Regions from separate parts of the Homo sapiens genome. Here region 1 is linked to region 2. A link is a loop called in an ENCODE intact Hi-C map of the cell type or tissue named here. Cell type or tissue: A673. All regions are shown on one strand. Links, peaks and the distances in the headings refer to the core of each region. The heading gives the core; the rest is flanking DNA.

Region 1 (5,000 bases), core at 1-5,000, 900 kb before region 2:
TCTTCGCATCCTTACCAATGCTTATTAGTTTCCATTAAAAAAATTCTAGCCATCCTCGTGGGTGTGAAGTGGTGCTTTGGTGTGGTTTAGTTTACATTTCCCTAATGTATGTCATTTCTGATGGCAGCAGAGCAGTCCCTCTTAGAGATGTCCTGTTAGTTTGCCTAGTCAGTTCTCCACTGGTAAACACTTAGTCTCTGTCTCACATCTTTTTGTACTTACAAACATGTAAAATGCAGTACACACCCTCATGTTCTCAGTTGAGAGCCTGGACTCTGGGGTCAGACAGGTGAGCCTCAGGTGTGGCATCGCCACTTACTGTGTAGTCTTGGACAATTCACTTGACCTCTAAGCCTCAGTTTCTTCACTGATAAAATGGGCGTAAATAAGATCTGCTTCACAGATGTTTCTTAGGATTAAATACAAACGTGTAAAACCCTGTACATATGGTTTCATACATAGTAACTACTCAATAAATGCTGGATGTTTTCTCCATCTTGGCTCATATCTTAGATTTCTTTTTTCTTTTTTTGTTTTTATTTTGAGACAGGGTCTCACTTTGTCGCCCAGGCTGGAGTGCAGCAGCGCCAATGCGGCTCACTGCAGCAAGCAATCCTCCTGCCTCAGCCCCATCAAGTAGCTAGGACTACAAGTACACACCACCACGCTCAACTCATTCTTGTATTTTTTGTAGAGACAGGGTTTTGTCTTGTTGCCCAGGCTGGTCCCGAACACCTGGGCTCAAGCAATCTGCCTGCCTCAGCCTCACAAAGAGCTACGATTTCAAGCATGAGCCGCCACGGCCGGCTGATTTCTTTTTTAAATTCTTAGAGGTGATATTGCTGGGTCAGTAGAAGTTATGCACATATATGAAGGCTTTTGACGCACATTGTCCAAAAGTCCTTTCCAGATACTAATTTAACCTCCACAGCAGTGTATGCCAGTGTTTGTTTTTGGCACCTTCAACACCAGGGATTGTCACAAAAAAATTATTGCTAACATCTCATTGCTGTTTTAAATTTGCATTTCTTTGATTGCTAGTGAGATTAAATATCTTTTGGGCATTTATATATCTCTTTTATGAATTGTCTTTTTAATGTCCTATGGCCCAGTTTTTCTGTTGAGTTGGTAAACTTGTCAATTTCTATAAGAGCTCTTTATGACTAGGATTTTAATCTAAATTGTCTGTCATTTTATTAAAAGATAATTCCAGTTTGTCACTTGCATTTTAATTTCACATGGCTACATGGGATGGTTCACTACTACAGGCTCTATAAATATCAAACTCCTGGTGTTTCTTAGAGAAGATGGACAGATGTTGAGCAAATCACTTACTTTCTCTAGGCCTCAGCTTCCCCATCTGTGAAATGAAGGGTTTGGACTAGAAAATTGCTGTTTATATCCAGATTTGAAATTTTATCATTTCATACAAACATCTTGCATGTTCAGTACATAGTGTTATATCATATGTCATATTTTACACTGATATGTAATGGTAATATTTATAAATGTAATTACTCCCTAAACTACATTGGTATACCTACAGACCCTTGAGCAGAGGCTCTAAGTAAGTAGTGGCATTTTGGTGTTTTTTAGATAGAAGAAATATATATCTATTTTACATATAAAATAATATATTTCACATATAAACATAAAAAAATAACATTTTACACATAAATACATATAAAAATGTAACAGTTTACACATAAATATATAAAAATACGTAACATTTTTATATATAAATACATATAAAATAACATGTTTTATAAATATAAACATAAAATATAACTTTTGTATATAAATATCAATATAAAAATATATAAAATATAACATATTTTATATATAAATATAAATATATAAAACATAACATACTTATGTTTATATAATATATAAATATATAAAACAACATACTTATGTTTATATAATATATAAATATATAAAACATAACATATTTATGTTTATATAATATATAAATATATAAAACATAACATATTTATGTTTATATAATATATAAATATATAAAACATAACATATTTATGTTTATATAATATATAAATATATAAAACAACATATTTATGTTTATATAATATATAAATATATAAAACAACATATTTATGTTTATATAATATATAAATATATAAAACATAACATATTTATGTTTATATAATATGTAACTATAAAATATAACATTTTACGTATAACTATATACAAAAATATATACAAATATATAAAATAATATCTAGGTTACAAAAATTAAAAAAATCTCATTATATATATTTTATTGGTGTTGTACTAGATGAGTCATTTGTAATTCTCTTATAGGGAATTTTTACTTTTGCATCACTGAGGCCAGTGGACTTACAGCTGTTTTTGTTGTTAAACAGGTACTCGATTCAGTTAATGCTACGTATTCTGACTTTAAGAGCAACTTTGCGAAGAGGCTGTCCGCAGAGGTTCCTGTTGCGAGTAGCCCCATTACCACAAGGTGGCAGCAAAGTCAAACTAGGGCTCTGTCCTCTGATTCCTTTGGGGAAGAGCAGTCAACCACCTACCTCCCAGAAGCTTCCGGATCAGTGCTGAAGACACCGCCTGAGAAAGAGACCTTGACTCTAGGTGAGGTGCCCCAAACGCCACAGCCCCGTTTTGCAACGTGAATAAAAGATATATTCCTGAGAGAATCTTTGTCTTGTAGAACTAAGGAGTGTCACTTTGAGTCAACTCTTTTCTCTTTTTCTCCCTTTGAATAAGAAATTTCCAAGGTGGGGAGAAATGACACAAAAACAAAGGAAAGGTACTGTATGTGTTTAAAAACAAAAACAAAAACAAAACTTTAGACAAATTAAATTTTACAAAGTTAATTGTGCAAAGAACCGTTGGCCAATGGGCAACCAGAGAGCCACTCCATGTGGGGGCGGGCAGCATTTATGGATAGGAATTGGAAGTGCGTAGGAGCCGGCCTGATTGGCTACAGCTCAGTTCGCCTTATTTGCACGTGGTCTGATTAGTTGGCCGCCTGTGATTGACTGAAGCTCAGCTTCTGTGATTGGCGGAGACTCAGCTAAGTTAGGCTTTCAGTTAGTTTACATCCCAAGTTAGGTTGCAGTTTGAGATGTAGGGACTCATCCTACATCCTCAGGCAAAATTTAGCTTAATTTTAATATGTTTTTGAGACTTGCATTGGTTAGATGATTACTTTTGTAAAGATTGTATGAATGTATATGTATATATGTATATGTACACATACACACATATATATGTGCTTTTGTTTTGCAAAGTATAGAATTTTAATGACTGGTAAGGTTACTGGTATACAGAGTCAGAAAAAATTATGCGTTAGTAATGGAATAATCAGATGTGAAATGGAAGAAAAAGACAGAAGCAGGAGAGAATGAGAGGAAGAGAAAGTAAGAGGAAGGAAGCAAGAGAGAGGGATGAGGGGATGGATGGGGGGAGAGAGACAAAGAGAAAGAGAGAAGAGAGGAGGAGACAGAGGAGGAGGAGGAGGAAGAAAGAAGAAAGAAGAACCTCCAAGAGTAGTAGGGAAGAAGAAGAGGGAAGGAAAGGAGAGTGAGAGACAGTCTGATGCCTATGTTGGGGCAGAGATGGGGGAGTGGGCTCCAAACCACCAGTGTGATGGGCAGGATCCATGATCAACCTGCCAGAGCCCCGAAACACAAACTCTCTTTCTGAAATATGTAATTCTCATTTGGGCACAGACATTTTCATTCCCATCCTTCAGAAGCAAAATTTGCCACCTATCATCAGCTGATGTAATTCCCATTCTTTCTTTTGAGAATCCTAGGCAACATAATTCTTTTGACTATCAGCGTATTTATTAAGACAAATGTTAATAGAAGTGCCAACTCTTTTCAATGACATCAGACATGATGATGCATTGCAGTTCTGCAGATTGAAAGGGAGCCCAGATTTTTTTCAAATCAATGAAATTCCCATGTAACGACAGGCTTTAATACTGAAAGTATTTAATAACCGAGGAGGGAAGCAGTAGGAGATAAAGGGTTGTGAAAAACATTGTTATGACTATCTTCTGAAAGAAATCTTTTGTATCTCATTGCAATTGAGGGACAGTTTTGATGCTGATTGTTTTTGGAAGAATTTCTGGCTAAAATTAGGGGCTCCCTTTTACTTTCTAGGTTCTTAATTAATTTATTGATTTTTTAAAAAAGTATGACATTGTGTGAGAAATTCAGAAATCAGATATTAACAAAAAGGATTTTACAAGAAAGACCATTTTATTTTCTACTGAAGTTAATACTAGGGATTAATCAGATCTACTGGTTTCTCAGTGCTTTGCTAGTGGGGTTTCTTTCTTTTTGTTTTAGAAGAGCAGATACTGAAGATCCTCCCATTCCAAAGGGACATTTACAGAGAGGTTCATTTTCAGTCATGCTCTGTGGACAGAACCTGAGAGGTCCCTTCTTTCTTAGGCTGATGGACCTGACCTCTTTGTATATAACTGTGATGATTGTCAGTACTAGCCTCTGACTGCAACTTTTTCTTTCTCATTTGAAGTTCTGAGAGCTGGCTTTTTCTCCCCTGTACACTTTTACAAATAGCACAAGAAAGCAAGCATGCATAATTTCTCAGGACAAAGAGCAAGATCTAAAACTTTGACCAGCATTTCATATTTTTATCCTTCTTCTCCCTAAATGTAATATATATTGCTTAAATTTTGAATGTCCCAGTACTTAAGGTACTAGGCTCTAGGAACATTAGTGAGAATTTATCAAGCTCATGGTTGTCCAAATGAAGAAGAGATTGTCACATGGCAAAAGGCTAAGATTTTCCAATGGTCCCTTGGCTCCTGTGATGAACAAGTGATATGGCAGATATTTAGTTTTAGAGAATGACTTGACAGGTTTCCAGGGCAGTTGAAAGTCTGGTAAAGGGCTTTCTCAATCTTGAGAAGAGAGTAGATAGGAATAATATTGATGCAAGTAACATTGACCCTTCTATTACTTTAACTTAGAAAGTATTTC
Region 2 (16,352 bases), core at 6,381-11,380:
TAAGACAATGAGAATTCCTGGTGAACAATGATTGTAATTGTCCCCTCTCCTGATTCTTGCTTTTTTAAAAAAAAAAACTTGACCTCTGGGCCAGGCATGATGGCTTATGCCTGTAATCACAGCACTTTGGGAGGCTAAGGCGGGTGGATCACCTGAGCTCAGGAGTTTGTGACCAGCCTGGGCAACATGGCAAAACCCTGTCTCTACAAAAAATAAAAAACATTCCAGGCATGGTGGTGCGCGCCTCTATGGTCCCAGCTGCTCGGAAGGCTGAGGTGAAAGGATTGCTTGAGCCCGGAGGCAGAGGTTGCAGTGAGCCGAGATTGGGCCACTGCACTCCAGCCTGGGTGATAGAGTGAGACCTTGTCTCCAAAAATACAAAACAAAACAAACTTGTTCTCTCTTGAGTTCTCTGGAGCACCCCCTAAGGCAACTTGGAAGTGTCCCTGGCTGCAGTCTTCAGCCTTGGCCCAAATGAACTCCATGTTAATTTTGCCTCAGCTTCTTCCTTTTAGACATCACTTTGACCAATCCTGATTGACCCTCATCCTGTGACATGAACCCTGTCGGTGGTTAAACTGGTGAGAGAAATCTTGTCCTTTGTTAAATGCATGGTATCTTTATTAAAGACTTGTTTGCTGAAACTTCAGAAAGTCCAGGGAGCAAAAGCATAGATGAACTTCTAAGTAGCAAGTGTTTTCCTTTTAAAAAGAGCAAAATAAGTATCTAAAACCTGGACTTCAGAACTTTCTTGATGCTATTTTGCAACAGAAAGGTTTGAAGAAATGAACTGGATTGCACAAGGTGACTTAATGAGGCAGTCTCTTCCATAAAGAAAATTTACCTTAACTACTAGATCAACATTCCTTTTGCCTGGAGTGATGTCGAGATCCTTTTACTAAATGTTAAATGCATTCAGGAGTTTCCTAACACATTGCCACCTGCTTAGTTTGGTTTCTGTTGTCTGCCTGATGACTCACAGACAATCTCTCCAGTTACTATAAGGTCCATAGCCCTTTGATCCTAGTCTGCATGTTGCTGATAGCATGGAATATCATTTCTTGTGTTCAATAAGGAAAAATTCAGAGAATTTTAAATTAGTCTTTTTCATTTATTCATTAAACAGTTGTTTGACGTGGTCCTCTGCTTCACTGGTTGTCAACTTTGATTGACTATGGGAATCCCATGGGCAGCAAAAGGCCAATATCTAGGTCTTACCCCAGGGATTCTGATGTACTAATTGGTTTGTGGTGTGGCCTAGCATTGGGATTTTTTAATGTCCTCCAGGGTGATTCTATTGTGCAGACAAGGCTGAGAACCACTGCTCTAAAGCTGATTGTGTTCTTAATTGGGGACACTTCATGCTTACCTTATTACACTACAGGTGTTCTTAAACAGGACAGTGTGGTGGACACTGAAGAAGTTAAAATCTACTTGTTGGATCCTTATTCTTGGAGATTCTGAATCAGTAGGTCTGAGGTCTTTAGGAATAGCTCCTTAGGTGGCAGTTCTGATGACATCCCTTTATGAGACACAGATACAGAATAACCATTTAAATAAACTTTAGAAATCTAGTAAGGGTACAGATAAGATGCCAGTACAGTTTATCAGCAGCCTCCGTTTTCTGCCATCCCTAGGTGCTGCAGTGGAAATACCATATTACAAACTGTTGCTGTTGACTAATGCTAATATTCAATTACTTTTTAAAAAGCCTGGCTTTCCTTAATTTAATTCTGCTTGTGGAAAAACATACTCAACAAACAAGAGTGGGAAAATTAAATGAAAATACCTAGATGTTTGTCAAAAGCCTACAGACGTATCTCTTTCTTTGCACTAAAGTTCAAAGCATGCTTAAGAGTTGTTTGGCCACCTTAGAATTTTGCAGTGTGTGTTTTATCATAAAAAGTGTGAGCCAGTAATTAAAGCTTTACATCATTGTTTACTTATCTTCTTCCTTCTTACCTGAATTAGGGGAGGGGCTTTCAAGTGAATCACTTTCTAAGCCTCTGTGCAAATTAGCAGTGTTGTGTTTCCTTCAGCTTTTCCAAGCCATGCTTAATAATTAGGAAGATAGGCTGATTCAATTTAATATAGCATCTGATTGAAAGCATTTGAAGTTAGATTACTAAATATAGTAAAACTATATTTAGTTAAATAAAGTTAGCCTGTCACTGTTAGGAGGTGGACCTTGCTTTTTATAACTTCTTTCAGAGAGTGAATTGTGTTTCAGGTAGACTAAAATGGTGACCCTAGTGACCTTCACTGTGCCTACTTGTAAGTCTAGATCTCTCCAGAGCTGGGTTGTTCTGGGATCAGAAGATGTGGGATTTCCAGTTAGTTTCACAGCCAACATGGTTCTCCCTCCAGGCTGCCCCCAGGACCTGTGGACTCTGCTCCATCTTCAATGGCCCTTTGTCACCAGCTCTTGGTGTTTTTTTTGGTCCCGTCCCTACTACCCATGTCCCTGTACTTCTCCCTCTCTCCACCATCATGTCTCTCATCAAGACCACCAAAATCACAGACCTTCGTCTCTTAGCGACCTTCATTTCTACTCCTCAGAACTTACTGAACCTTGTTCTTCCCACTTCAGAGACTGCACAATCAGGTATTTTCTTCTCCAACTTTAACTAAACTTGCTTCTCATCATCATGCTGATTTTGAAAATCTGATCTCTTTCCTGTTCTCCAATTCTGTCAGCCTCACCCAAACCTGCTGCTTTTATTTCCCTGCTTAGCCAGAAGCCCTGTGATATGGTTTGGGTGTTTGTCCCCCCAAGTCTCATGTTGAAGTGTGGTTCCTCGTGTTGAAGGTGGGGCCTGGTAGGGGTGGTTGGATTGTGGGGGTGGATTTCTTATGGTTGATTTGATGCTGTCCTCTTGGTGCTGTCCTCATGATAGTGAGCTCTCAGGAAATCTGGTTGTTTAAAGGTGTGTGGTGCCTCCCTCGACCCCCACCTCTTGCTCCCACTCCTGCCATGTGACAGGCCTGCTCCCTGCTAGCCTTCTGCCATGATTGTAAGCTTCCTGAGACCTCACCAGAAACAGATGCCAGTGCCATGCTTCCTGTACAGCCTGCAGAACTGTGAGCCAATTAAACCTCTTTTCTTATAAATTACCCAAACTCAGATATTTCTTTATAGCAATGCAAAAATGGTCTGACACACCCTATGACCAGTCATTGAATATATTCTCCACAGGACCCTTGAGATGCAGTCCCAGGCACAGCCACTCTAACTCGGTTTTTCTCCTGGCAGGCTGCCAATTGCTGTGTGACAGAAACTGCTATAGCCCTGTTGGCTGGCTTTGATACTGATTAATTACTTACAAGCTCTCCTGGCTCCTCTGTCGTGCCTTAGGAATTCTGTGTATTCCTCAGACAACTAGGGATTGATTTCCTTCTTTTCTCCTACAGCTGTTAAAGTTTTTTTTTTTTTTTTTTTTGCTCTTAACCACAACCACACTTCTCCTTTCTTACTCTCAGATATGACCTCATGAACTCCTTCACTTAGAAACTAGAGATGGGAATTCTTGCACTTTTACTCTCCTTCAAGTGTTTCTGTATATTGTTACCTATCTCTCTCCTTCCTTATTCCCAAGGTTAATTGGTTACCTCTACTCTTCCCGTTCCCTTCTGAACTTTTTTCTCTGTTATCTTCACTTCCTCTTATATCTTCTTCTGTCTTTCCTTCTTCGTTGACTCAAGTATCTTCTATTCTGAAAAATACCTTCTCTGCTCTATTTCCCTGCCATTGCACATTTGACTCTTCCTTCTCTTTACTGATGGACTTTCTAAAAGAGATGTACATAGAAAGTTCTACCTCCACTTTTTTTAGCCAACTGCAACTGGGTCATTAGTTGGACTCTACTACCTCAGCTCAACTAATTTTATATGCATCCACTTCTTTTCAGCCCGCATCCTGTCTGCCAAGTTATGATACTACTGATCATTTTTCCTTTGGCTTCCATAATACGCTATCCTAATTTTTCTTCTAATTTTTGGGTTGCTCTTCTTCTGTTTCCTCCACTGGCTTCTTTTCCATCACTGATTCTTTTTTTTATTTTTTATTATTTTTTTTAGAGACAGGGTCTCACTGCAGTGCCCAGGTTGACCTCAAACTCCTGGGCTCAACTGATTCTCCCACCTCAGCTTCCCAAAGTGCTGGGATTACAGGCGTGAGCCACCACACCCAGCCGTCAGTCTGGTTTTTTAAGTATTACCAGTCTCTCAGTGTTCCATGCTTGGCCTTTTTCTCTTTTTCTGTCTTGGGGAGTGAATTCATCTATTCCCATGACTTGCTTCCTTTGAATACTCATTAGTTCAACATATACACAGCTAGCACCAGGCACTAACAGTTCAGAGATGAGCAAGACCAACTCATTCAGCAAATATTAAAGAACACCTAGTATGTGTAAGACATTGCTCTGATGAGCCAGACAAAATTCTTGCCTTCATGGAACTTACATTCGAGTAGAGAAGACCTACAATTAGCAAATAAGTAAATGAAAGAATGTCAGATGGTGGTAAGGGCTCTGGTGATTAATAAGGCAGTGAGAAAAAAGAGTGTATGGGATGGGAGTCAGAGAAATTTATTTCCCTGTAAGGGAAGAAGCTATAGGAGTAAGCCATGCAGACAGTGGAGGGAAGTCCTTTCTAGGCAGAGGAGACAGTATTGCAAAGGCCCTGAATCAGAGCAACCTTGGTTAGTAAGTGAACAGCCAGGAGGCCAACTATGGTTGCAGGAGAGTGAGTCCGAGAAAGAGAAGATGGAGATAGGTAAGGTTGGAGGTGGGGTGGGATAGGATGGTGAAGAGAGATGGTCTTGTTGGTCATGGTAAGAGATAGTTTTGTTGGTTTGACTTTGATTCTGAGTGAGACAACCCTCATGACCTCTCAAAACCCAGTTATTTCCCAAATGCTCCATCTTCAGAAACCATCACTCTGGGGGTTGGAGCTTCAACATATACATTTGGGGGGAGATACAATTTAGTTCATAGCAGGTTACTAGAAGCCCTCCATTTTTGATGGTGTATTAAGAATCTGGTCTTTACCATCAGCTTTCTTCCCTTTATTGTTCTTAATTTTTTTTTAATCAAATATGCCCTCATGTTTCAGAGACCCACTTCCAAAGCTAGGAATTTTTGTCTTCGTGCTGTAAAAAAGCTCCATCATCTTTTTCTCCTTCACATTCACCAGCTCTCCCCATTCATGGAAGTTCCTCTGCTGTTGTTAGGTTTTTATTATTTCATTTTATTTTATTTATTTTTTTCTGTGATTTGAGGTTTTCATTTTTATAACTGCCCAACCTGACAAGCATTTGTCCATAAATTAGTATGTTATATTGAGTAAGGATGTTCTATACACATCAAAAATACGTTGCTAATGTGATATTTGTTTCTCTCATAGACTCACCTGTTCCATTTTTCAGATTTTGAAGGGGAATTTTTAGCTGAATTTAAAAAATATGAAAGGACTCTTAATGTTATCTCACAATGTGCCTTTGTTTCTAAACGTGTTCGGGTTTTTTTTTTTTTTTTCTCTTCCTTTCCTCCCATTCTTTGTGTTTTGGAGTTTGAAAACAGGGCTTTGCAGAGGAAATGGGACAGTGACATTTGTTTTTTGTTTTGAAGTTGTTGAGTTTAGCAGAGTATGCGTTCATAGGGTGTGAATTGCAGGATGTAGTTCTGGGGTCCTCCCTACCAGCCGACCCCACATCAAGGTTATTCTGGGAAGCCTTATCCAAAGCCGACTATAAAATATGGGGCTGAACATTGTCAAAAGGCTAAACAGGAAACAGACATAAATAACTATTCAATCTTAATTCAGTCCTAGCTACTTTCTCACACATATTTTATAATGTGTTTTAAAAAACAATTTCCTTAAAAAAAAAAAACAAAACTTTAACTCCTTAATTTCTAGGTTACTTTTAATAGGAAATTATTCATCTTCATGACTATCCAGTGGCATCATCCCTTTGGCAGAGGGCAAATTACATTCAATAATATCCAAGATACAAAAGAAATTTTTGGAGAAAACAAAAATGCAAATTATTTTAATTTGAATTATTTATCTTAGAGATTTTATCATGTACATTTATACAGTCTTTGCTGATAAGGAGCTATAAATCCAATAACTGTAGCATTTCTCAACCTTTTCATCATTATGCTTCCCCGACCATCCTGGGCTTTTTAGACATTTTTTTCTTAATCACCCTCTCCCTTATGACATTTTAATACCACAGAGATACTGTGTATATGTTTTATGTACTCTGTGTGTGTGTGTGTGTGTGTGTGTGTGTGTGTGTGTGTGTGTGTGTGTATGCATGCTTTGTATATAAAAAGAGGTTTTGCCTCTTAAGCAGGAGGTGGTGAGAACCTAAGCTTGATGAAAACATGTGAATAAAAGAAAAGTTACTTGAACTTGGTGATGGTCGCAGGAATAGAGAGAAGGGGGCAGTTTCAAAACACATGTAAGAGATAAAAGCCTTGTCTGTGTATCATGTGTGTTGAGTCAGGGAGATGAAGGAGTGGTGAGGTAGATTCCCCGTCTCTGGCTGGGTGCCTGGGATGGTGGTGGGCATGAGGTGCTGTGAAGTGGGATAGAGAATTTGGGAGGAGGAACATGTTTGGGGGAGGTTAGTTTTGGACATGTTGAGTTTGAGGCATCCATGGGATGTCCATGTGGCTTTGTACAACACATAGTTTCTGTGAGAGTCTGAAGCTTGGGGGATAGGTCGGGGCTACAGAGCAAGAGCTTTGAGAGTGTCTTCTGAAATGTAGGGAGTGGGCAAGTTGTCGGAGGGATCGTGTAGATGAGAATAGCTTCATGTTAGTGAAAAGAAAACCCAGAATAAGGGCGCATAGAGGAGTTTGTAGACCCTTATTTGTGAAGTTTACCTTAAGGGAAATATTTTAATTTGACAGAGAAAAAGAACAGGAGGAAGAAGGGAAGGCAGTTTTGTTTCAAAAAAAAAAAAAGTGAGTGAAGATCTTTATAGACTTTCTAGGACACACCTAATATTTCTGGGATATTGTTATGATTTAAGGGATTAAGGCTCAGAAATCTATCAATGACACTTCCCCTGGGTGGATATACAATGAAGAACTGACAAAAGGGTGCAGTGTTGATAACTCTTTGAACTATTTTAATTACCCTGTGAATTGGATACAATATTATCAGAAAGGGGCTTACCATAGAATTATGATGGACTTCAGAAGTCCACATCCTAGGCCAGGCACAGTGGCTCGTGCCCGTAATCTCAGCACTTTGGAAGGCCGAGGTGGGTGGATCACTTGAGGTCAGGAGTTCAAGACCAGCTTGGCCAACATGGTGAACCCTCGGCTCTACTATAAATACAAAAATTAGCTGGGCATGGTGGCAGATGTCTGTAATCCCAGCTACTTGGGAGGCTGAGGCAGGAGAATCACGTGAACTCAAGAGGCGGAGGTTGCAGTGAGCCAAGATCGCGCCAGTGCACTCTAGCCTGGACAGCAGAGCAAAACTCCATCTCAAAAAAAAAAGAAGTCCCCATCCTGATTTCACAGAGCAAGAGTGCTTAGGACCCAGGGAGCATTTTTGAACTTGCCTGAAGTTACATCATAGCCAGTCAGCAGTAGCACCAGCTGGTACCTGAGTCCAGATCACCAAGCTTCTGTTTTGTTCTTTTGTTAATACATCAGATTGTCTCTTTTAAGAGATTTTAAAAATTAGAATTCTGTTAATTCAAAAAGTGTCTGCTCATTTAACCTGAAAGAAGTTTTTAAAAGTTTTCACTGAAGTCTGATTTCTGCCCAGTTGAATAAGGCAAGCAAGGTGTGACTATTTGTTTGACACATACTATTCCATAGATTTTCTTTTTCGTAATTCCTGCTAAGATTCAGTGGTTACTAATTACAAATCCATAATTACTAATTTCTTGTGATTATTATAAAACATTCTTAAAGATTTCTTTGAGAGATTATTTTAAAGAAGTAGGATAAAGGAATAGAACATTATCATGAAGTTAAATTTATAAAGATGTCAGGAGGGAAGATTGAAGTTAATGCAGGCAGCCCCAAACATAATTATACCCAGACAGAAGAATATTCCTCTCCCGCTGAATTGATTCTGGTTACATAAAGAAAATTTACTTGGGATCATTATTAGAGTATTTTCTTCATTTTAGAAATAGCACACATTGAAAATTAATATTGATATTAATATTAAAATTATACTTTTAATTTTAAAATTTTCAAATTTAAAAATGCTGAAAACACCAGTAGTGCTATTAATTTTTAATAAATGCTGATGATTAACCTTCTGATGTTTTTTTTTTTTATGGCTACCTTTTTCTTTGTTTACGTAATGTGTGGAATTAGGGAAATCATTAATGGTGATAATGATGGGGAGGGACAGTGCTGGAGAGAGGCAGATAGTGTCCACCTTGGACTCAATTTCCAGAGCCTGGTAGAATGGCCTTTCTATCAAATTGCATTTCTGATTTGAAAGCCCATTACTTTATATTTATAACAGGAAGTTATGGTATTGCTGCCAGTCTAGATGATTCTTTAGCTTGACCTTTATTGTGTTTGATTTTGTGATTTCACCTTTTTTTCCCGTTTTAGAAAAACTTTTGGGTGTATACAGGAGAGAATTCCTTCCCGTGTTTTAGGGAGTGGTATTAAAATACATTCATTTTGTTCAGTAGTTCTGTTCCATACTTCCTACAGATAAAGACCCTTTCTGTGTGATTGTGAGACTTTTGAGGTTGAGCGTGGTTTCTCTAATGGTATTTGACATGAAAAACTTCATAAAATTCATGAAGCTACTTAATACACAGGTCTGTGAATTACATTAGTTTGTCAGTTATTTTTACACACTCATTTACTAATATGAATAGTACAGGTAGTGGGTGTTTCTCTTTTGTAAACTATTTTGTACATTATTAGTTATGGGTGAAATCTAGAATTTTCACTTATAGGGATGCTATTTTAGGGACTTCTTATAGAATGATAAAATTGTATTGCTGAAGGAAACGTTCATATTATTACTTAATCTAGTTTTGTCATTTTATGGAAACAGGCCCAGAGAGGGAAGATGACTTGTCTAAAATCTAAGAATTAGAGATTTGTGCATAACTGCTGGGATACTTGCTCTTTGATCGTTGCTCAAATTCCAGCCCATACTTGCTCAGTCCTAACTTTGAGCTTCTTTAGAGATTGGTCCGAATCTCTCACCCTTACATCTTGGACAAGGTGGCAACAGTCACTGCAAAATTTTGTGTGAAATCTCTAGATCTTAAATGTCTGTGACAAATGTTAAGAAATTGTGTGTCAAGCAAAATACTTTAGAGGCCAATGGGCCACATGTTTTTGATATCAAGAGATTACACACAAAATTTGTTTTCTAGCTTCTTTTGAAAAATCAGAATTGGGAAGATGTATTCATGAGTGACTGCTGCCCCCTTTGGTTGGGACTCGTTCCTTCAGGTTCATTACATGGTCATCAATAACCATTTCCTTGGTCCCTGCTTTTGTCTTGTCTGGACTCTAAGCATTTGAATTTTTAGTATTATAAGAAAACTTAATACTTTACTATCAGTCACCACATACATGTGTTTCTATCTGTACTACGACTTATTAAAAGCCTTTTATCAATAGCCTCCATTTTGGAGGGGGGGATTTCAACTGGTGCCTAGACTAGCAAGGATTTGTTTATAACACAGTCTGTGCTTATGAGGAGAATACAAAGGGCGGATAATTTCAGCTTGTCAGCTTGAATATGTTATATTTATACAAATAACAGGCTTTTGAGTTTTCCTAGATTACATCTATTTACAGAAGGCTGTAATCAAGGTTTAGCAGCATATTTTCAGGAATTCTTTGGTGCATATTTTCTCAAAAGATACTACCAGGACAGTTTCATGACACTAATAATAGTTTTATAGAAATGATTTGTCATGTTGTTTTTAATGGCCTGCCACCTCCTTTTAAAATCTTTTTGAATCTGTCTATTCCTAAGCAGGTAATAATATTCTATTATTGTTGATACTTGGAGATGTAATCTTCAAATAATTAAATGATTCAAAAATTGTTGTAGCAATGTTTACAGGAGGATGTTTTTCATACTGGGACAGGCAATCACATTTTTATGTTGGTAAGATTGTCTACATCTAGGGATTGGTATTCAGATCTTGATTTATATTCTCTATATTGAAAAGGTATGAGCAAAGAGATTTTTTTTCCTTTGTGCATTTTGCAATTTTAATTTCATTTGGAATGCTCTAAGGAGGTGTGTTCGTTATAATTTTTGTTTGCAGCCCCAAACTGTAAACTGACCTAGGAAAAAAAGGGGTAAGTGCAACTTTAGGCAGTTCTGTATTCAGAGGCACGAGCGACATCATTCAGTTGACTTGCTTACCTAACCCCGTTTTCAGGTCCGCCTCATTCTATGCTGTCTCCATCTTCAGAAGAGGCTTCCCTTCCTGGTGGCAAGATGGCTGCCGGGAGCTCTGCGTTTGCATTCTGGCCTCTCAGCAACCCTTCCAAGAAAATATTTGTTCCCAGTAGTTTCAACAGAAGTCTTATTCTAGAGTCTCATTTCCTCTGATTGTCTTGGCTTAGGTTATGTGTCCTATTCATGAACAGACCCTGTGACCAGGAGGGTGTATGAGACTATGATTGGCCAGGCCTACATCCATGCTTATCTTCGGAGTTTGAGGTTGCTCATCCCGGCCCAAATCACGTGGACTGAGTGGGAGTAAGTGGTCCCCTAGGACCAATCAAGGCACTGTTGAAGAAGAAAAGTATAGAAGGCCTTTCCCTATGCAGGATTGTAAAAATACTTCCCTATATATTCCCTAAATATTTGTTATTATTGCTGTTATCATTATTACTTTACCATTTAGCCCTTCAAACCATCTGGATTTAACATGTAACTTATAACTTAATTGTGTGTGTGTGTGTGTGCGTGTGTGTACGTGTACAGGTTAAAAGTGATGCAGGAGAAGAAGAGGGGCACATAGGTCCCTCAGGAGGCATTGCTGGGCCATCTTGCTAATCGAGGCAGGTAAGGACACCGTGAATTGGGTGTTTACCCAGGCTGTGTGCAGTGTTTGACTAGGTCATTCAGCCCGATTTCTGCCTTTGTATGTGTCTCAGGCTATACGTGAGGCTATTCCTTTATACTTCTGTCAAGTCCTTTATGACTTAGATATTAAGATTAGCCTTAAAAGAAATACAGATTCAAAATTATTGCTCTAGTTGGTCCTCAAACTCAGTGGATGACAGAGCCCCCAGAAGTTATGGCATTCTTTCTGCAACATCCTGAAATCTTGAAAAAGGAGAACATTTAATATGACTTTTTGTCCATTTCAAGATGTGCTCATGTTTTTTAAACCTTAGGTGCTTGCTACATATCTTGTCTACACATGCCTATTATATAAGGAATCGGATTCAACACGGAATTATATAATTAGTTATTTTTAAGATGACCTACTCTCATGAGTCATAACAAAAAGTTGAATTATGTTGAATGTATTCTACTTAAGAAGGTAGCAAATTATATAATAAACACTATTATTTTACCTTTCATTGAGAGAGTATTATTTGAGAAGCACATTAAAAATCATGTGGTCTTGGAAAAAAGAACCTATGAGTAACTATAATTATCTCTATAGGTAAAGAAATAAAAGACAAAAAGGCTGAGTATATTACATTTTAGAAAGAATATTCTTATGTAGAGTGGTTTATTTCCTTATGATTCTGAATAATAATGACATACAGGGTGATATTTTTACTACCACAACCATTGGGTGAATTATATTTAGATTACTCTGGTAATCTGGATTAGGGATTTTTTAGATGTTAGGTTTTTTTAGGTAATCTAGGTTACCAGGGTAATCTAAATATAATTCTGGTACTGGTTGTTCTGCTGGCTTATTTTTTCTTTCTTTCTTTATGGACAGAACGGTATAAACATAGGCAGGCTTATTTTTAGTAAAATAGTTAAGAATTGGGACTTTGATTAAGTATCATTATATAGTATTAAGCATCATTAATAATTCAGAAGTTTGGAGACTTTGTTAAAATGACTGTTTATTTATTGTCAGATTACTGATGGGATGTGAGTAATTTCAGAACTCATTTAGTACCATATCTAACTAGTACCAATTGAGTACTTTTTATCTGAAATGCGTGGGATCAGAAGTGTTTTGGCTTTTGGATTTTTGCAGATACTTTAACCGTTTGAGCATCCCCAATTCAAAAATCTGAAATCCCAAAACCTTCAATGAACACTTTCTTTGAGTGTCATGTTGACGCTCACAAAATTTTGGATTTTGGAGCATTTCAGATTTCGGAGCTTTGTGGATTTCGGAGCTTTGTGGATTTCGGATTAGGGATCCTCAACTTGTATTTTGAGAGGATTTCAAATCATGAGAAGGGTCCTTATTGCGAAGGCCAGTCTTTCACATGTTCACCCAGTTTTTTGAGTGCCTGGCACAATGCTAGGCATTGAGGATTTGATGGTGAACCAGAAACTTCCTAGTCTAGATGGCAGGGAGTGGGAATGGTGTTGGTAAACTCCTAAACGAACACTTGCAATACAGTATGTTAGGCAACACAATCTTTTAGGTGTTGTGAAAAGGACATAAGTAGGTTTCTGTGCAAGCGTGGATCAACGATACTTGATGTACCTTACAGTGGGACTTTTGATCCTTTTTAATTCTGCAAGTGTCCCCACTCTACCTGCATGTATACTCAGACATGTGCTTGTGGAAAATATTTTTTAATTTGAAGTAAATTAAAATTTTGATGATTTAATGACACCTTTTGAGCCAACTGATGACTTGAATATTACAAAGCAAAAAAAAAAAAATTATTGGCGATGTGTTTTTTTTTTTTTTATTTTTGAGATGGAGTCTCGCTCTGTCGCCCAGGCTAGAGTGCAGTGGCGCGATCTCGGCTCACTGCAAGCTCCGCCTCCCGGGTTCATGCCATTCTCCTGCCTCAGCCTCCCGAGTAGCTGGGACTACAGGTGCCCGCCACCACACCCGGCTAATTTTTTGTATTTTTAGTAGAGATGGGGTTTCACCGTGTTAGCCAGGATGGTCTCGATCTCCTGACCTCGTGATCCGCCTGCCTCGGCCTCCCAAAGTGCTGGGATTACAGGCCTGAGCCACCGCGCCCGGCCGATGATGTGTTAGAATTAAGTTCTACTCTCCAGTGAACAACAGTTCAAACAAGTTAGAAAGTTATTTCTGTCCCAGGGAAACAGACTTGCAGGTAAATAGTCTAGGGCTAGTATGGGGATTCCTAACCTTCCAGGACCCAGCCTCCCATCTCGTTGCTTCACCATCTGCAATGGTGGCTTAAACATCATTGTCCAAAATGGTTATTTGAGCTAAAGCCATCACTCCCACGTTTCAGACAGTAGAAAGGAAGAAGAGCAAAAAATATGCCCCCATTTTTTAAGGAAACATTCTAGAATTTAACTTCTTTTTGTCCTCATATTTCAGAACATAGACATATGGTCACACTTAACTACAAGTGAGGCTGGAAAACACATAAGCCTATGTACTCAGTTCTCTCACTACAAAAGAGAGGAGAATATATATTGGGGAACCCCTGGCAGCCTCTTCTACAGGGACACAGACTCCCTTATGCCAATCCAGAGAAACCAAAGACTTACTGAGCATTTCTTTGAGGTGATTCTTTACTCGTGTAAGTCTTAAGTGTATCATCTTAGCTACACTAACAATTGGGGGGTGGAAAAGAGTCTTTTCCAACTGATACATACCAATATTTTACTTCAGAAGAGATACCTGAACTGTATATTTCAGATGGCATTTTTAAAATCCAATGCCTAGGATAATAGGGTTAGTTACTTTTCCAAAAAAAAAAAAAATGGCATTCATAAAAGCCTTTTCCCTTGCCATTGCCCAAAGATAAGTCAATTTCCTATCTATTAATAGTTGTACAGCTAGTCTGTCTTTTTCGGATGTTATAAATTGACCTAAATGTCGTTTCCACCATGGAGGGTGCTAGAGGGATGGAGTCAAACACCTTTGATTGTAGAGTCAGAGGACCTCATCTGAGTCTTGATTCTGTCACTCACTAACTGCTGTATTACTTAGAAGAGTCATTAATGGCTTAGTTCCCCATCAATGACTATAAAAGTGGCACCTTGGTATTTTACCTCAGGATGATTGCTATGGATTAGATTAGAAAACTCTAACTTGAATGTCAAAATGAGTTCATTTCATCTCGGTCTTTGCCAGTCGTCAACATCAGGCCCCAAACCTTTGACAGAGTCAGTCTACCCTGAGTCAAGCGTTCCTGTTTCTGAGGATACCTTTTTAGCTCATGAAATGAGTTGATTACATTCTTTATTACAACAACCTGATCTGTTTCCTTTGCGAGTGATTTGGAAAACACTTTTCATTTAACTTTTACTCAAGGTTTTTCTTGTTCTTTGAAGTGACAGTTGGTCTGTGAAGTCGGCTTAATGTCAAAGTCAGGTTATTGAGTCAGCTGCTGAAGAATATAAACTTAAGATGGCTTTAGAGATAGCCACTCATTCTAGTGCTCTATGTTCCTAAAAAATATTCTCTGGCGGAGTGATACAGGAAGAAAGGGGCATCCTGCGAGACTCAAATTCACAGACTTGACTTGGAGCTGGTTTTAGAAGTCGGGAAGGTTTCACTCACCGTCGGCTTCCTCAGGGTTCCAACGGTTGCTGGGTTCTTTATTATTCTTATTGTTTTTTGTGATTGTTGTGTGTATTAGGGCCAGGTTTAGGCTAAAGAGTATTTCAGGCTCAGAAGCTGGAGCTAGCAGTGCTGGGGTCACGTGCAGTGTTTCCAGGGCACAAAGGGTCAACCCCTGAATCTGGGCTTATAAAAAATTGAGTGACTTTGGCATGAAAAATTAAGTGACTGGGTTGCTCCCTCGTTTTCCATTCCCATTTTGTTTTTTAACTTTGTTAAACTCAGGGGTGGGGTAACCATAATGCCAGGAAGGATGTTGGGGAGTTAGTGATATGGAAAGAATGGTCAGATGCTTTCCTTCATCCTTTGAATGCTCTTCCCTGCCCCTAAAAATATAAAGATTTAAAAATTATTATTATAGTAAACGTCCTCTGGTACTCTTGTGGATTTGTTTTTTCTATTTAAAATTCAAATCCCAGTGGAATTATTTTAGAGTAAGTAGTGAAGTAGGGATGCAACTTTGCTTTTCCCCCTCATATGGTTAGTTGGTTGCCCAGCCCCATTTGGTGAGTCATCCATCTGTTTCCCGCTTTTTGACATGCTACATTAACCGTAGATACGACAGTGATCATTTTTGGCTAAAAAATTATTTTTGAAGGTTTGGCAAATTCAAGACAAATTCTACAAAGGATCACCCGCATTTCTTCTAGTCAGCTGAAGTAGTGCCCTCAGGTGGTAACAGTCTTAAAAACACAGTTTGCATTCTCTGTGCCAGGTTTCAGATTGTGTTATTCTTGATGCGTTTTTACTGACTTTATTAATAGTCTTCTTTCCTTTTAAATAGACAATACTAATTTACATAAAATGCTACTGCTTTTTGTTATTCCCTGTATGTACTTAGATGTATTCCCCCTTTTTGGTGTCTATATTGATCTACCTGTCTGATCATGCATTGTCAGCATGCTGTTTCTATTAAGATAATTGTATAATGTTCTAATACTTCAGGGTACTTCTCTACCAATAGGGAAGTTGTATTAGTCCATTCTCATGCTGCTAATAAAGACATACTAGAGACTGGGTAATTTATAAAGAAAAAGAGGTTTAGTGGACTCACAGTTCCACATGGCAGGTGAGGCCTCAGGAAACTTACAATCATGGCAGAATGGGAAGGGGTAGCAAAGGCATGCCTTGCATGGTGGCAGGCAAGAGAGCATTTGCAGGGGAACTCCCCTTTATAAACCCACCAAATCTCTTGACACTTATTCACTATCACGAGAACAGCTGGGGGAAAACCCACTCCCATGATTCAATTACCTCCCACCAGGTCCCTCCCACAACACGTGGGGATTATGGGAGCTACAATTCAAGATGAGATTTGGGTGGGGACACAGCCAAACCATATCAGAAGTGAAAAGAGTGGAAAAGGAGAACAAACAATTCCTTTGTACACATCATTTTCACTCATGTTCCAATGATGTCGTACGGCCATACCTGGCTGCAAAGGAGTCTGGAAACTGCATTCTGTAGTTGAGTGGCTATGTGTCCAGCTAAATTTTATTCACAAGGAAGATACCAAGGTTCAGCATGCTCTGGTGGGACACTTTTCACTTTAGACAAATGTCTAAATACAAATATTAATGGAAGTAGGCTTAAAATAGATAAAAGATTA

What was found. Hi-C counts contacts between places; a loop is a spot of excess contacts. Peaks named below come from ENCODE experiments on the same cell type or tissue, not always from the same donor. Only the 100,000 strongest peaks of a DNase experiment are listed, where the experiment ranks them.
Region 1: it touches region 2 in a loop (7-fold over the local background); 6 of 110 quality-filtered maps call a loop at or near these places.

The regions. Positions count from the first base shown.
Region 1 is chr5:55,144,241-55,149,240 of GRCh38, reverse strand. CDC20B (cell division cycle 20B) reads left to right here. Exons shown (of 12, transcript NM_001170402.1): 3 at 2,385-2,613. Among named protein-coding and RNA genes, the nearest start is that of GPX8, 13 kb to the left of the region's middle. In A673, for the core only: a CTCF peak has its summit at 2,468 (motif pointing right); DNase peaks (open chromatin) are centred at 2,490 and 2,970; H3K27me3 peaks cover 1,763 bases.
Region 2 is chr5:54,236,761-54,253,112 of GRCh38, reverse strand. All of the region lies in intron 1 of ARL15 (ARF like GTPase 15), which reads left to right. Among named protein-coding and RNA genes, the nearest start is that of ARL15, 66 kb to the left of the region's middle. In A673, for the core only: a CTCF peak has its summit at 9,449; a DNase peak (open chromatin) is centred at 9,432.